Linked DNA regions of Homo sapiens: region 1 is linked to region 2. A link is a loop called in an ENCODE intact Hi-C map of the cell type or tissue named here. Cell type or tissue: PC-3. All regions are shown on one strand.

Region 1 (8,000 bases), 130 kb after region 2:
GAGAGAGAGAGAGAGAGGTCTATACCCCTCACTCTCCCACATCAGGCTATTCTAGGCTTGGTTCAAGCGATTCTCCTGCCTCAGCCTCCCAAGTAGCTGGGAGTACAGGCACACGCCACCATGCCTGGCTAATTTTTGTATTTTTAGTGGAGATGGGGTTTCACCATGTTGGCCAGGATGGTCTCGATCTCCTGACCTCAGCCACTGCCTTGGCCTCCCAAAGTGTTGGGATTACAGGTGTGAGCCACCATGCCCGGCCAGAATGCCTTTTATTCTTCCTCTCCACCTCATTTTCCTGGTTACTCGTGTTTGTTTTGCAAGGCTCAGCTTAAGAAGCTTGTACTCCAAGAGCCTTGCCTACATCCACCTTGTGAGTGCATGCTACTTGTCCTTCCTCGCTATACCCACAGTATCCTATTCCTTGTATGTTATCACAGCTCTGAGCAAATGGTTTTGGAAGTCACTGTTTGACTTTCTTCATCATTTAACTCCTCAGGGGTATTTGTTTTCCTCTTTGCTCATCAGTGTCTTGCAAATAGTGGGGCTCAATACATGTTGAATGAATGAAAAAACCCAGTTTTTCCATTTCTGCACAAACACTTTCCAAATATAATAAAATGCAGCAGCCAATTCTCACCTATATATACTTTCTTGAACACATTTTGCCTTAAGGTTATCAAATAAAACATTAAGTGAATATGCAAACTTCAAACATTCGGAATATAATGGCCCAACAATTATGAACCTCCAATTCTGTAGGTGCTTCATTTACAGCAGAATTTCTCAACCCCTGCATGATTGACATCTGGGGCCAGGTTAATTCTTTGCTGTGGGAGACTGGTGTGTACACAGGATGCTTAGCAGCATCCCAGGACTCTTCCAACTGGAAGTTAGTAGCATTCCCAACCCTGTTTTAACAACAAAGAATGACTGTCTGTCTCCCATGGCGGTTATATTTTCTTCAGGTACTAATCAGTTAAAGTTTTCATTTTTCACTTTCTCTGTGTAAGATGGCACTATTTTAAGATTTTAACTTTAAAAGTTGGCATAGACAGTGGTAAGTGTTATTTAATGGGGTAGGGAAGAAGGATGCTCAGTTAGTCCTAATTTCATTTGAAAAGGTAAGGGAATACTCAAAGTTTAAAAATAAACAGTTTTGATAATGTGAGTAATTCCATTCACTTCTGGAAAACAAACAGACAAACAAACAGACAAAAACAAAGAAAGAAAAGACCTCTATACTATTTGTGCATTATTTACACCTTCCTGAAATGCTGCAGTTTTCAAAGTCACTTCTGCAATACACTTGGTTTTTCCTTGAATGCAGAATCAAACCAGACATTTAAAATTACAACTCAACATGAGGGTCAATAACTGCATCTGCTACAAAACTTAATAAAATAATCATAAACACCATTGCTTTGCTGACAGGAGGAGCTCTGGTGTCACTAAAACTGAAGAAAAGGTTTATCTAAAAACATACGCACAGCAGTTACTGAGATAAAATCACACTTGGAGAATAAAAAACTGAAAAATAGGTGACACTTCAAGCAGCGAGAAGATGTATGATGACGTTTGTCATCGAGGTGTGTGTGTGTATTTAATGCATTTTAGGCAAGCCCACCATATTCAGTAGAAACTCCTTCTCTTTTTAACTGCACAAAATAATCCTGTTTATTCTTTTCAAACTTTGATTTGTGCCAAGTTCATTTTCAAAACGGTGTCTTCACACATCGGTATTTCCTCTTCTGCCAATGGTCTTTTCCCCACTTTCCTCTGAGATAAATGTGGTTATCTAGAGCCTGGCTCACTGAAAGTCTGAGTGACCTACAGACTTTCAGAAACCAGATCATCACCACTGTTTTCATCCCTTGACAAGTGCAAGAAGTAGAGGAGAAACATGGGGTACACAGCTCACAGACACTCTCCTCTGCAGGGTATGATTAGGTACCTGCCTTGCTTCTGAACGGACCCAAAGGATCTCTAACAGGCAATGGCAAGCCCTTAAGGATAGAAAAATTATTCTCTCTGGGGACTGGTTCTAGTTTGTGTTTTCTCAAGCAGGTATACTGGAATTTCAAGGAAGAATATCTCTCTTCAATCAGGCATGCCAAGTTCTGAACATACCTGAGCATACAACTTTTCTCCTTTCTACCACCAAAGCCCCGCAGTGCAAGAAAACTATCACCACACTAGTGCCCCAGCAGTCAAGATCAACCTTAGCAATTCCAAATGATCTGAAAAGTACTCCAGTGCTTGGGGAGGAGACAAGTGGCTTAGAAATACTACTGAAATTAACACGGAATGCCCCCCTCCCTTTTTTAAAACACAGCATTGGGTTTATTAACTTCATAAACAGGTGTAAACAGAGGTCTAGGAATAATGTTACATGGAGTAGAGCATATTATTTTGTAACTTTTTCGGCAGGAAAATTTTCCTAATAAAAATCTTGCTTGGAACCTTAAGGCTAAGTGAATTACTATGATGGCAGGCTGGATTCCTATCCTCTTACCCATGCCTTGGCACCTTCACTAGGCCTGAGGCAACTTATGGGAATCAAGGGCTTCATGGAACACAGTTGGAAAACTACTAGGACAGAGAAACACTGATCAAGAAAATATGGGGCTTGGTTTTAAGGATAGAAAGAGAAATTAACAAAGACGAGGGCAACAACAATGAACCTAGAGTGAAAAGATCCAGATGTGAACCACACTGTACATTTACCAGTGGTCTAATCTGAAACAAGTTTTCGGCTCACTGAGCTTCCATATTATCATTAATAAACTGGAGATAGACACATATGTTCAAACCACAGGGTTTGCTTAGTATCATGAGTCACTTACTAGCAATGTGATCCTGAATAACTCACTTAACATCTCTGCACTTTGGTTTCTTCATCTGTTAAAACGGGATAATACTCTCTAATTCATGCAGTTGTTGTAAAGGTTAACTAAGACACTTGGCACCCAAAAAAACAGTACAGATCAGCTATTCTTCCTACTCTTTTCTAGTAGTAAACTTTGAAAACTTTAACAGTACTATGAAATATTGGGCAACACACTATTTTTGTTCTATGAATAAACTTCTGTTGTTATTGCTATTGTTAATGACTTTGGACAAGTTTGCTAAGTTGCTATGGGGTTTCTATTCACTCCAAACTACACTTGGACTCCAAAGTACCCAGTTGTCTGATATTTATTCTCAAATTTAGACTATCCCACAAGTAAAGGTAATATCCGTTCCTACTAGCCTAGCTTAACATCCCTAGCTTGAATTCCTTTGCAGAATTTTGCATTAAGCCAGAAGATTCTCCAATGGAGCAACAATTTATCTTGTAGTTATACAGCCACTATTAGGTCTTTTCCTTGAAGTAATGAATTGCATCTAGTATATATTCAGGAACCTTAAAAACTACAAAAAATAGTTATACTGCTCAACCCTTCAAACTTCAAATAAATAAAAAATCATACTATATAAAATGCTGCCTCCTCATGGACTGAGCCAAAATTAATAAAACTGGTTCTATGGTAAACAAACATCTTTTTTTCTACTGAGACCTACCATGATAGTGAGACAGAAAAAACCTAGAGGTTAATGAGTTCAGTCCTATATATCCACAAGAAAGAAATCTAAGTAAGAATTTGATTGACATTGATAAAGAAATAAGGTACATTTTCCTATTATTTGATGCTGACATCCTATTTTCAATACCTAAAAAAGCTTAAACTTCCAGAAATTAAAACAGGAGAGAAATAATTTTTGACCCAACATAACTATAATGCTCTACAAAGTAAAAAGAAAACAAATATTGCTATCTCTAACTACAGTTATATAGACACGTCAGAAGAATGAAGAGAAAGTTTTAAAGAAGTATATGTAGGCCGGGCGCAGTGGCTCACGCCTATAATCCCAGCACTTTGGGTAGCCAAGGCGGGTGGATCACCTGAGGTAAGGAGTTCGAGACCAGCCTGACCAACATGGAGGAACCCCGTCTCTACTCAAAATACAAAATTAGCCAGGCGTGGTGGCGCATGCCTGTAATCCCAACTACTCAGGAGGCTGGGGCAGGACAATCACTTGAACCCGGGAGGCGGAGATAGTGGTGAGCTGAGATCGCGGCATTGCACTCCAGCCTGCGCAACAACAGCAAAACTCCGTCTCGAAAAAAAAAAAAAAAAAAAAAAAAAAGAAGTATGTATAAAAACGATAATTTATTCCAGAATAATTTGAAGACAGAAAGGAATGTTGTGAATTACTCAAAGAGTTCAAAAAGTTTCTTTAATATCTTACTCGAAGTCCGATAAAAATCATCACTGTAAAAAAGGGTAACGTTATTTGCAAATTGAGCAAGAGGACCAGATGATAGCCATATATAATCAGTTGTCACCTTGCAGCTCAATTAGCCCTCATGTAAAAACGAGGCATGTAAGGAGAAATGAGGTTTTGACATTATCTCTGCCAGCAAGATAATTACACAGCCTTCATTTAACAGTAGGGCAACACTACTGTAGCAACAAATTAACTCAGCTCCATTTGCAATTCATGGTGTGTTTTCTCATTTAATACCATTTGTCTTACCCCAAGTGAATGTTTCCATTAGTTTTCTCCGGCACGGCAAATACTCCGTTTGACTCCACACATTACATCACCGAGTCAAGGCTTACCTTCCAGCAACTCTTTGAAAACATACTCAAAATGCAACAGAATGTCCCATTTTTTTCCATTTCAGCTACAACTTTTTTTCTGGTTTATGGCCAAATAATACAGCAGGTGTATGTGTGTTGAACAACCAAGGACACGAAATTCCCCATGGCTACAATCTATTTCAGAAGTGTCTGCTTCTTTCATTAAGAAAAATCAAGAAAGAAACAAATATCAGTGAAATCCTAACTTGGGTACAACCATATATTAAGTTATTAATACATTTCCATAATGCATACTTTAGGAAAGACAAAAACGTGCTGCTGGCTCTAAGTGTTAAGTTTTTAGATATCATAGTCTAAAAAAAATGACTGCGATCTCATTTATTTCCTTTACAAATATTACATTAAATACTTTTGTTCTGCCTCTCAAACTAGACATCATTGAGGAGAGTTGAAAAAGAAGAAGCAGAATGTTTAAACAGTGCTGAGCACAAAAAACAGGAACTGGTGGGCTCCTGTGTTGTCATGAATAGGCTGATCAACAAATTTTACATTCAACTCTAAAAGGTAATGCTAATTTGACTAATGATTTATTATTTGAGATTTTAGTCACTGAATTATTCACTACTGGCAATACAAAAGGCCCTAAATGTTCTAAGAACCTCAAGTCCCTGGAATTCCTTTAGTCCAACGCTTAAATCTATATATAAAATACTGATTTTCAAACATGCAAATGTATAAGGGCAAGTGCATTTATTTATAGTCAATGTACATTAAGAGAAAAAAAGAAAACTTAATACTTTGTATTTGTATTTGTAACTGAATACAGAAAAATTCCTAAGTAGAGAAATTCAATTTTTTAAAATAAACAGTTATTATTCTTTACGAAATTTAAGGAAATTCCTGAAAAGAAAAACAATACTTTCCAGGAGTTTTATTTCACTTATCATAATAGTGATGAGCAAAAACAGGCATGGACAACTGTATTATTTTATACTCTTAAAAGAATTAGGAAAACATACATATGCATGCATTTCACACACAGATTCATTGCTACATGGTTACTTTAACACTGTAAACTGGCAAATGAGTATCCATGATGTGTGAGGTTTCTTTTTCTTTTTTGTAACTATTAAGACAATTCATCAACATCTCCACACTTTCAGGTAACCAAGTGTTCTAAGGAATATATTTAAGGCTTGAAACTTAACGTATAAATAAAACGTATATAAAAAAAAGTTCTATGCTTTTCTGTGCGATCCAACCTAATATCTACAGTAAGAGAGATCTCTAGGCCAGGCGCAGTGGCTCATGCCTGTAATCCCAGCAGTTTGGGAGGCCCAGGCGGGTGGGTCACCTGAGGTTGGGAGTTCGAGACCAGCCTGACCAAAATGGAGAAACCTCATCTCTACTAAAAATACAAAATTAGCCAGGTGTGGTGGCACATGCCTGTAATCCCAGCTACTAGGGAGGCTGAGGCAGGAGAATCGCTTGAACTTGGGAGGCAGAGGTTGTGGTGAGCCGAGATCATGCCATTGCACTCCAGCCTGGGCAACAAGAGCAAAACTCCGTCTCAAAAAAAAAAAAAAAAAAAAAAAAAAAGATCCCCAATAAAATAAGATGAAAAAGCAAATAGTTTGCAATTTTTACCACAGCATTCTGTAAGTGCAACTTTCTTATAAATATAGAAATTTTAGATACTTGACTAGCAGTTATCCAGCCTCAGCTGAAGCAATTCAAATACAGAAAAAAGATATAAAATAAAGATATTGAAAAGTTAAAACTTCCTTTTGTGCTCACTTGTCCTTACCAATTGAATATTCATCCTATGCTGTGGGAAGGGTAAACTCCTTAATCTTTAGATGTTCTTCTATCATTAGGTCTAAAACTGCATATGTATCACTATTACAGATCTCCTTTTTGTATACTGAATTAATTCATTACACACAAATATGACAGGCACAGCATTATTAATTTTTTATATACAGTTCATACAAATCAATACATGGGCAAAAGATATGAATGAATATCACATCCAGTATATGAAAAATTAACTCATCAATCCAATTATTAATGAAACATATGGAAAATATCCATTCCTTTGTTTACTTTCCTTCATTATTCTTCTAACCAGTTTGATCACTTTGGGAAAGATCAAGAAAGCATGCATCCAAAAGTGACATTTAAATTAACACTTAAAGGATGAGTACAAATTACCTTAAAAGTATGTTAAAATATGCAGTTGAAATATTGAGATTACATTTTTGAATTTAATACAAAAGTAGACAGTTAAAATAGAATATAGACTGTTTTGCTACTGTGGCAGTTTTACTCTTAACAAACTTCACAATTTTAAAAATGATATTAAAACTATTGTTTCAATGAGAAACTTGTGGTTGGAAAATTAGGCTTTTAGACTCATAATAACAGTTATTTTCAGGCAAACAGTTAATAGTAAAAGGTTTTTTTATGGCTATGAGTGTACAACTAAAACATCACTCAGCAAATATAACTTCTGGCTTTTTTTTTTTTTTTTTGAGACGGAGTTTTGCTCTTGTTGCCCAGGCTGGAGTGCAATGGCGCGATCTTGGCTCACTGCAACCTCCACCTCCTAGGTTCAAGTGATTCTCGTGCCTCAGCCTCCTGAGTAGCTGGGATTACAGGCATGCGCCACCTCACCCAGCTAATTTTGTATTTTTACTAGAGACGGGGTTTCTCCACGTTGGTCAGACTGGTCTTGAACTCCCGACCTCAGGTGATCCGCCCGCCTGGGCCTCCCAAAGTGCTGGGATTACAGGCATGAGCCACCGCACCCAGCCTAAATATAGCTCTTACTTACATCTACCATTTGCTTAAGAGTATTGGCCCTTCTTTTCTAATTCATGATTAGCATTACCATTAATGTAATGTCTTATACATTTTGAAAATCATCTATGATAAAGCACAAAGCCACTAAAACAATGCAACTGTAAAGTACGTGCAAGCACACTACCTTAGCTGGTTCTCAGTGCAAATTTTGTTCCCTTATATCTGATTTGCTTTATGAACACACAGACATAATGCAGGAGAAATGCCCATATGTAATGGTGAGGACTGTCTGATGTTTCTGTAAGAGTTATCTAGACACCGTTCATAAACTGGTATAAGCCTTCTGGCTTTAAATATTTAAGAATATTTACAGTTTTCAACAAAGTAATTCTATTGAAGTAACTCATGCTAAGGAAATAATTTTATACCTGTGCATGCCTTGTGCGTGTCTCAGAAAGGAAAATCTCATTCACCAAAATGTTCATCAAAACATTATTTATGGCCAGGCGTGGTGGCTCACGCCTGTAATCCCAGCAATTTGGGAGGCCA
Region 2 (8,000 bases):
CACTTAAAATGTCCAAGCAGCTTTATGAGAGGCACAACTTTCCAAAAGGAAATGGAGTGATTGTAACAGATTTGAACTCTGATACTTTAAGTGGTCAGAGAGAGCGTGTGTACCTTGTTACATTAGAATCACAGAATCCTTGAGGGGAAAGAGACCTTAAGCAAGTTAGTCTAATCAAGCTTCACAGAAACAATAAAAACAGGAAAATGTGGTAGAGCAGCTCACAATCGGCTATGAATACATTTGTGAATCAAATACATTTACCAATATTTTTCTCTAATTTTTTTGAGATATTGAAATTTTTCGCTGAACTTAACTGCACTATTAAATGATAATTGTCAATGGGTACTCATTTAAACCAATTTTTAAAGTACTTTCAACTTTTAAAAAATAACTCTAAGGTAAAAGGGAAACATTTAAAGCACAAAGACAATGACTACTTATAAATAATGTTCTTAAACATTATGTTTTATTCTTTGATTCTTTGTTGTACTATTAACATGACTTTCTACCAAAAGAAAAAATAAAAAAAAATATTCTTTGCTAACAATTTCTTTACAATGCCAACTTAGATCACTTTTCTTTTTGAAAGACAAAATACAGGTGAAAACAGTTTTAAAAAGCATGTCAACAGTGATTTTTTCTCTTTTCGGAAATATCTGCTCAAAATAAAGTGTACTGAATAGAAGCAATTGTCAGTTCAATTTACAAGAATGCCAATTCTCAATATTAAAATAAACATTAATAAAATGCAGTATTTTGTAATTATGTCTGTATACTGCACACAGGCATTATAAATACACCTATAGGTACACATTATGTATATCTTTACCCCTACTGTGTTAACTTCTGTTTGATAGCCACAGTATGAGTTATAAAATATATGGTATTTAAATGCTGAGACCAATTTATTGGCAGATTTTAATTAGCAATGAATGTTTATTTAAAAGGGTGCCATATAGTTTAAAAATAAAAGTAACCAAATTAAATAGTGTATTCGGGGAGCAGAAAAGAAGGAAACAAATGACTCCAGCACACAGTCTGGTCATTATCAAGTATAACAAATTTTTTAAACAGTCAAGTTGCTAATGTAATCATGCTCAGCGTCTCTAGGCTATTGCAGGTAATTAGGATAGAAAAGGGAGACCTATGCAGTCTCTAAAATTTTTAGTACAACCAATTAATTTGCTATAAGGCTACAGATACTGTAGAAGAGTGGCTTCACAAAACAGCAGAAGAAATATCTTACTACCTTTTAGAGGAAATATAAATGATACATTCTAAATCTTGGGGTTCTATGGACGTTGTAACTGGCAAAAAATTAACTATATATAAAAGACAAATTAGTGGGCTTCAGATGGTGAAAGACATTTGATTTGCACTAAAAAATTCGTATTTTAATTGCGTTTGTTTCTCCAATTAAGTTCAGGTACAACCAGAACATCAGGTCTGTACTGAGTTTTCTTAAAGACTGAGGGCATGTCAGTAGAAGTATGGGGGAAGCTTGGGATGTTATCACTTCTCTGCTTTGAGTGCTGATTCACATATACTGTAGAGTACATATATTCTGTACAATTAAACACTTCAACAGAGTAAGAAGTATTTTAAGTCCTCTGTGAATCACATAGAGGGCTCTAGGTGTCAAGATGAAGAAGAACTGTCTTCTATTAGCTGAAAATACAAAGAAGAATTTTTTTAGGTGTTAGAGAAGCTAAGTTAACATCCCACAGAAGTTGCTTCAGAAGATTTGTACCTGTCCAGAACAGCAACAATAAAGAGCACTCATAAGGACTGCAATATTTAATGAAGAAGTTCCTATACACTAGTCTGGTGTATATACTGCTCTTCTTCACTATGAGGGTTTTTACTTCCATTAGAACATAATAAGGTGAAAAAGAACAGCCAAGTCCTCAGGAGTGTGGAACCAGGCTAACAATGACCTCATTGTTTGCTCTCAGTGGCTTCAAACTTGGCTTTTTGAGATTCTAGGATTTTAGCAGATCTCCAGGCAATCAAATTAACAAAACCTCAAACACCAAATTTTGAATAGACCCCAGAGCACAATACACTATCACAAAGAAGTTTTAAAACTTGTATATAATCTCCCCCCGGCTACATAGACAGAATGAGCATTTAGAAAATATCAGTTAAAAAAATGGCAAATTTGTAAGTAAAAAACTTGTAGAAAGTAATGATACCATGGGGTTACTTTATCCAGTAAGAATGCTTCAAAAGAACATCTCTTCTGGTCGTCCATAGTTCCCTAACCAACCTGTCCTCTAGGTACAATATCCCTGGGAAAGAAGATAATTCTCAAGAAATGTACATTTGGCAAACCGTGAAGGCTTTCAAATAGCAGGTTGGACTTCCCCTCCCTAGTTGGCAGGATTTTTTTTAGGGGACCACCTGAGAAAGGTCTGTTACGTGCATAAACCTCCTTTAACACCTTTTAAAAACTCTTCTGGGGGCTGGGCGCTGTGGTTCATGCCTGTAATCCCAGCTCTTTGGGAGGCCAAGGTGGGCGGATCACTTGAGGTCAGGAGTTCGAGACCAGCCTGGCCAACATGGTGAAACTCCGTCTATACTAAAAATACAAAAATTATCCGGGTATGGTCGTGGGTGCCTGTAATCCCTGCTATTTGGGAGGCTGAGGCAGAACAATCACTTGAACCCAGGAGGGGGAGGCTGCAGTGAGCCGAGAGTGCGCCACTGCACTCCAGCCTGGGCGACAGAGGCAGACTCTGTCAAAAAAAAAAAAAAAAAAAAAGAAACAAAAAAACTCTTTTGGAAAGTGACAAGATTTTAAAAACCCATTAGAAAGGTGATTCACATGTGTTATCTCAGTCTTTACTCAACCAGCAAAGGCCATTATAAATAGAATGATAATAATCATCATCATAATAAGTTGTTAATAATGAAGATAATAAATAAAGATCTTCTAAACTAAAAGCAATTTAGAATTTCTGATACTATGAAGCAAATGACTCAGAAACAGCTCAATACTAGGCACGTAATACAAACGACCTCTTTTGCTAGGTTTTAAAGTAACATCTTGGGTCCTAGAAAGGGCAAATCAGTACCATTTACTTCTTTTGTTCACCTTCTAAATGGGTTGGGTCATTGCCAGAAATCTGAGTTCTGGGAGAGCCATTTAACTTTTCATGTAAATTGATTCAATATTGTAATAAATTACTCCAATGATTAAAATTTTAAATCCGTTTACTACACTTGAGTTGATCTTAAAAATAATATCAATCTTTGGGAAAACAGAGGTAGAAGTACATCTGGATTAATAGAATTTACAGTTCAATCACGGTGAATTTAAAAAATACATTTTTCTTTCAATAATTATTTTATGTTCTAAATGAGGTAAAATTTATAAAATCTGCATTAAAGTAAGGTAGAGGGCACTCTGGTGATAACAACGATGAGGTTTATTTTTGTCAAAACATCCAAGGGAAACATTAATTGTTGTTTGTCAACTGTGAACTTCACACTACATTGTCTAAGGATAGAAAATTGATGGGTATCACTCTGTCAGAAAATCCTCACCAAGAAGCCAATTCAAGGAATATGAAATTGACAAGCCTTTCAAACAAAGATGTGTTCGGACTTCACTGATGCGATGGTAGGTCTTTTGGGTTACAATAGATAGGGATGATATAAAACACAATCTTTTCCTGTCTATTCCATTTTAGAAACTGGTGGGTGTGCTCACGTTTGTCTGGGCATTGCAGCACTGCACACATACATGAATTAAGCAAAGCATCGGAAAGTATTGACACATGAGACTAAAATAAATAAGAGAAACGAGCTGCTCTTTATACCTAGAAATAGCTGGAAATTACTGAAAAAAATTAAAGTGCAGAGGTTTTCATTTTAGCACCATGAATTGTGATGAAATCCCATTTCTCTCACTATGGCAGGACTGTATGCAGTAAGGAAGCTAGAGTGATGTGTTTGAGGCAATGTAGATTTTTGCTTCAAAAACAGAAGTCATGTTATCATTTTAGAACAATGGGACATAGTGAATAAAGTCTGTAAAACATTTCTTCTTTGCTTTTCTTAGGCGGATTTTCCTGCATTGGGGGTAGTAGTTGCGGAAGTACTTTTTGGTAGAGGAAATCCAAGTCCTAATCCCTTTGGCCTCTGCATGGCTTGAATTGGCTCAGAGATCCCCTTGCCATCTCGTCCAAGGCCTGACCCAGGCGTCCAGCCCATATTCTGAAGCATTCGGTTTCCAATATTATTTTCTAGGATTGGCTGGGCATTTTCACCTACAAATCCTGAAATGATAAAACAACAGCACACATTAATCAGTATGAACACAGGTGAAGATATTAGGCTATGAAAACGATGTTCTCCTAAGTTTTGTTTTGTTTTGTTTTTCAACCAGGTACTAGAGGGGGTTGCGTATTCATCTTTGGATACTTTTTGTAGTTGAGAGAACAATGGAAGAAAGATCTTGTTTAGAATTTCAATTCTAGCACTTCACAGCAGGGTGAGCTATTCAGCCTCTCTGGGCTTTTGTTTCCTCATCTGTGAAACAGCCATAATACAACCTACATTGCCTATCTCACAGAACTTTGTAGGACAGATGAGATCATGTATGTAAAGAAACTTCTCAGTAAACCATAAAGTACTCTACTAATGGATTTATTTTCATTACCATGTTAGCCTTATGGATTATTCAGAAAATCACCAACCTATATTGTAATATCTCACATTTGCCCATGACCTTGACATTCAACAGAACCAAAACTAAAACCAAACCAAACAAAAAGCACAACTGGTGGCATCTTGAATTCCTAGGAATTTACATTCTTATAATCTCTCTCCTTGTTATTTATTATTCAGTCTGTAACATATGCCTCCTTTAGTTCCTTTCCTCCTTTTCCTTCCATGGCCATGTTTAAATGATTATATAAGTTAGTAGAAAGAAAATAGAGGAAAATAATATTAAAGAGATATATATTATAAAACTTAAAAAATATATTATATACATTTGCAGGTACATAGACCACAATTCCCTTCATAGGCCTCCAGAGATAGATATATTTCTTCCTTCCCTTCCCTCCCTCCTTCCCTCCTTCCCTCCCTTGATTCCTTATTTGAAAAAGGAGATTGGTTAGTGCTTAACATGAAATTTAGATATAGATGTTGTTTACCATATTTTCTTAGCAGGTAATTGAGAAATGCATCTATTTTAAGCATTTTCTCTTTGATGACATTTTCAAAAATAGACTTTGAATTTTTTTTGTAGGCTCTTATAGAAAAAGTTGAGCATAGATACTGTATATTTTGTTCTAGGGAAAAACTCAGAAGTACTAGATATCTGAAATCCAAGGATGGAGAAATTAACAAACACCATAACAGTCAAAAAATACAAGAACTTGAGCTCTTTCCTTCAATTGCAAGCTTGGGCTTGTCCTTGGCCTTGGTTGATCTGTCCCAGGTGTGGTATAGGTTGGCTCTTTCCTTGACTGGTTCATTTCTGTTCCTTCTCTAGCAGCAGGTATTAGATTATGGTGTATGAAAAGGGAATATAGTAAATCTGGAGCTAACCAATACAAGCAATCAGAAGTCTTAATTATCAGAGCATTTCTTATGGTTACTCCCCTTTTAGAAGAAAGTGAATAACAGACAAACTAATATTGCAGTCTTTGAGAAAAAAAAAGAGAGATGAAAGTCTATCTTAAAAGAACCTTTGTCTTAGTGAGAACATATTCGGCCCAGTCCAATCTCTTACACCAGGGCTCAAATTTACAGGGACACAGAGTTTGACACCATTCCCTCCATAGGCCTCCTATACTACACTTTCCAAATATCAGTAGAATGCCTGTGGTATAGCAGCTGAGTCCTGGCTCTAGCATATTTCTGCTCTGAAATGTGGACCATGTCTTCCTAGACAGAGGTTGAAATGGTCAGCTGTTGACATAACCACTTACTTCTCTCAAAGTTTCATGAGTCTCTTTAGCACCAATCTACACCTCACCCTGCCCCTATCCCTTTCCCATCATCAGTTTTCTTCTTCCCTGACTCAGGATTATTACGGCACCTTCTCCCCAACTACAAAAAAAAGTTGGAACTCTCTGTCCTACTCTTTCTCTGAGACTATGTTCAGAATGGTGGTACCAGCAGAGAAGGATCCTTGGATCTCAAACATCAATAAGAATAACAAAAATATTAACGATGAAACTCCAGAGTATAGTAGTGTTCTCTTTCTTATCCTGAGTTGTGGTTACCCAAATGGCCAATTTATTATTGTTCTTTAAGCTGTTCATATATATATATATATATATATATTTATTTATTTATTTATTTATTTATTTATTTTGGCAGAGTCTCACTCTGTTGCCCAGGCCAGAGTGCAGTGGTGAAATCTTGGCTTACTGCAACCTCCACCTCCCAGGTTCAAGTGATTCTTATGCCTCAGCCTCCCGAGTACCTGGGATTACAGGTGTGTGCCTTCACCCAACTAATTTTTGTACTTTTTAGTAGAGAAAGGATTTCACCATGTTGGCCAGGCTGGTCTTGAACTCCTCACCTCAGGTGATCCACCTGCCTTAGCCTCCCAAAGTTCTGGGATTACAGGCGTGAGCCACCACACCCAAACTGTACATATACATTTTTAAGTGTATTCTTTGAACTATGTATTTCACAGTAAAAAATAAAATAATAGTAAAAGGAATGTCAGCATTGAACCAACGGTGTATATTCTCTGGTAACTTGTGTCTCACATTGTGGGGAACAGCAAGTGAGTCACGCTCTGTGATTCTCACTTGTAGAACAAGGAAAGCCACAAAGTGCTAGACATGAGTTTTAATACCTACACCCCTGTTATTTACTATGGAGTAGTCATCAATTGATTTTCAAAGCCGTTTATTAAACATTTTGGTATTCTCAATCTTCAGTGCATTTCAAGACCAAGAAGAAGACTACATCATTGCCATTTGCTAAATTCCTTAAAGGGAGTAAGAACTAGCCAATGATTAATTGGCTTTGGATTTCTCAAATGGATTCATAGCTCATGGAAACAAGTACCTTACCATGTAACAGAAAGAACCTTCAACTACTTGCCTCTTGAGTGGCAACACCCAACAATGTCAAAGAAAAATTCTTGACTAAAATTATTGACCACTTGAGAAGGGCAAAATGCATATACAGAGATTATAAATATATGTGTGAATGTGTGTTGTGTGTGACAGTGAAAAATGGACCTCTTAGTCATACACACGCAAGCACGCACAACATAAAAATCTTTTGTCAAAAATGTTTAATATAACAAAAAAGCAGTTAATTTTTTATTTTGAAGCCATGATTATGGTGGTAACCAGGACAGACCTCCAAGGTATGTAGTTTTTTCTGGATAGCTGCTAATCAGGTATGCCAGGTTAAACAGTGCCTTAGCGTGTTGTCTCATATCCCTGATTTTTCAGTGATTGCCATGAATTAATTTACTTCTACCCTAAGCTAAAGTCAGACCAGAGGTCTATTGCTGCTCTGGGCTATACATCTGTTTACTCACATTTTTGATAGGATAGCTTGCAAAAGTTCAGAATTAAAATTTGTTTAATATTTAAGAAAACAGTAAGGCCAATTTAAAATATTTCTAAAAAACTGCTAAATTATGGTGAATTTTCAGTCCTAAAGTGAACAGCAAATGATAATTGATTCACTATTATAATTGAAAAATGTTGGTATTTCAAGCAGGGTAGCCCAGGGGTGACCACCATACTCTCATGCTTTTGTTTTTATATAGATGGAAAAGAACTCATTCTCATTTTTTTAAATGATGGTTTCATTTCTCTTCTTCATAAAAATAAAACAATATAACATAAAACAAAGCATTATCTTGTACTCAGAAGAAAAATGAACATTTTATTCTTCAAATGCTAAATCTTTCCTCATAGAAACACAACCCAAAAAACAAAAAAAAGTAACAGATACTTCATTATTCATGGAAAATGATTCTAGAGTGAAATCTACTGTTGGCTTCT

Evidence for each region. Peaks named below come from ENCODE experiments on the same cell type or tissue, not always from the same donor. Only the 100,000 strongest peaks of a DNase experiment are listed, where the experiment ranks them.
Region 1: a loop joins it to region 2, with 5 times the contacts of the local background. A loop is called at or near these places in 3 of 110 quality-filtered maps.

What each region holds. Positions count from the first base shown.
Region 1 is chr1:217,559,884-217,567,883 of GRCh38, forward strand. All of the region lies in intron 5 of GPATCH2 (G-patch domain containing 2), which reads right to left. Among named protein-coding and RNA genes, the nearest start is that of GPATCH2, 67 kb to the right of the region's middle. In PC-3, a CTCF peak has its summit at 3,483; DNase peaks (open chromatin) are centred at 2,528 and 2,828; H3K4me3 peaks cover 1,362 bases; H3K27ac peaks cover 1,681 bases.
Region 2 is chr1:217,427,080-217,435,079 of GRCh38, forward strand. GPATCH2 (G-patch domain containing 2) reads right to left here. Exons shown (of 10, transcript NM_018040.5): 10 at 1-4,286. The coding sequence ends at 4,066. Among named protein-coding and RNA genes, the nearest start is that of GPATCH2, 200 kb to the right of the region's middle. In PC-3, a CTCF peak has its summit at 4,502; a DNase peak (open chromatin) is centred at 4,522.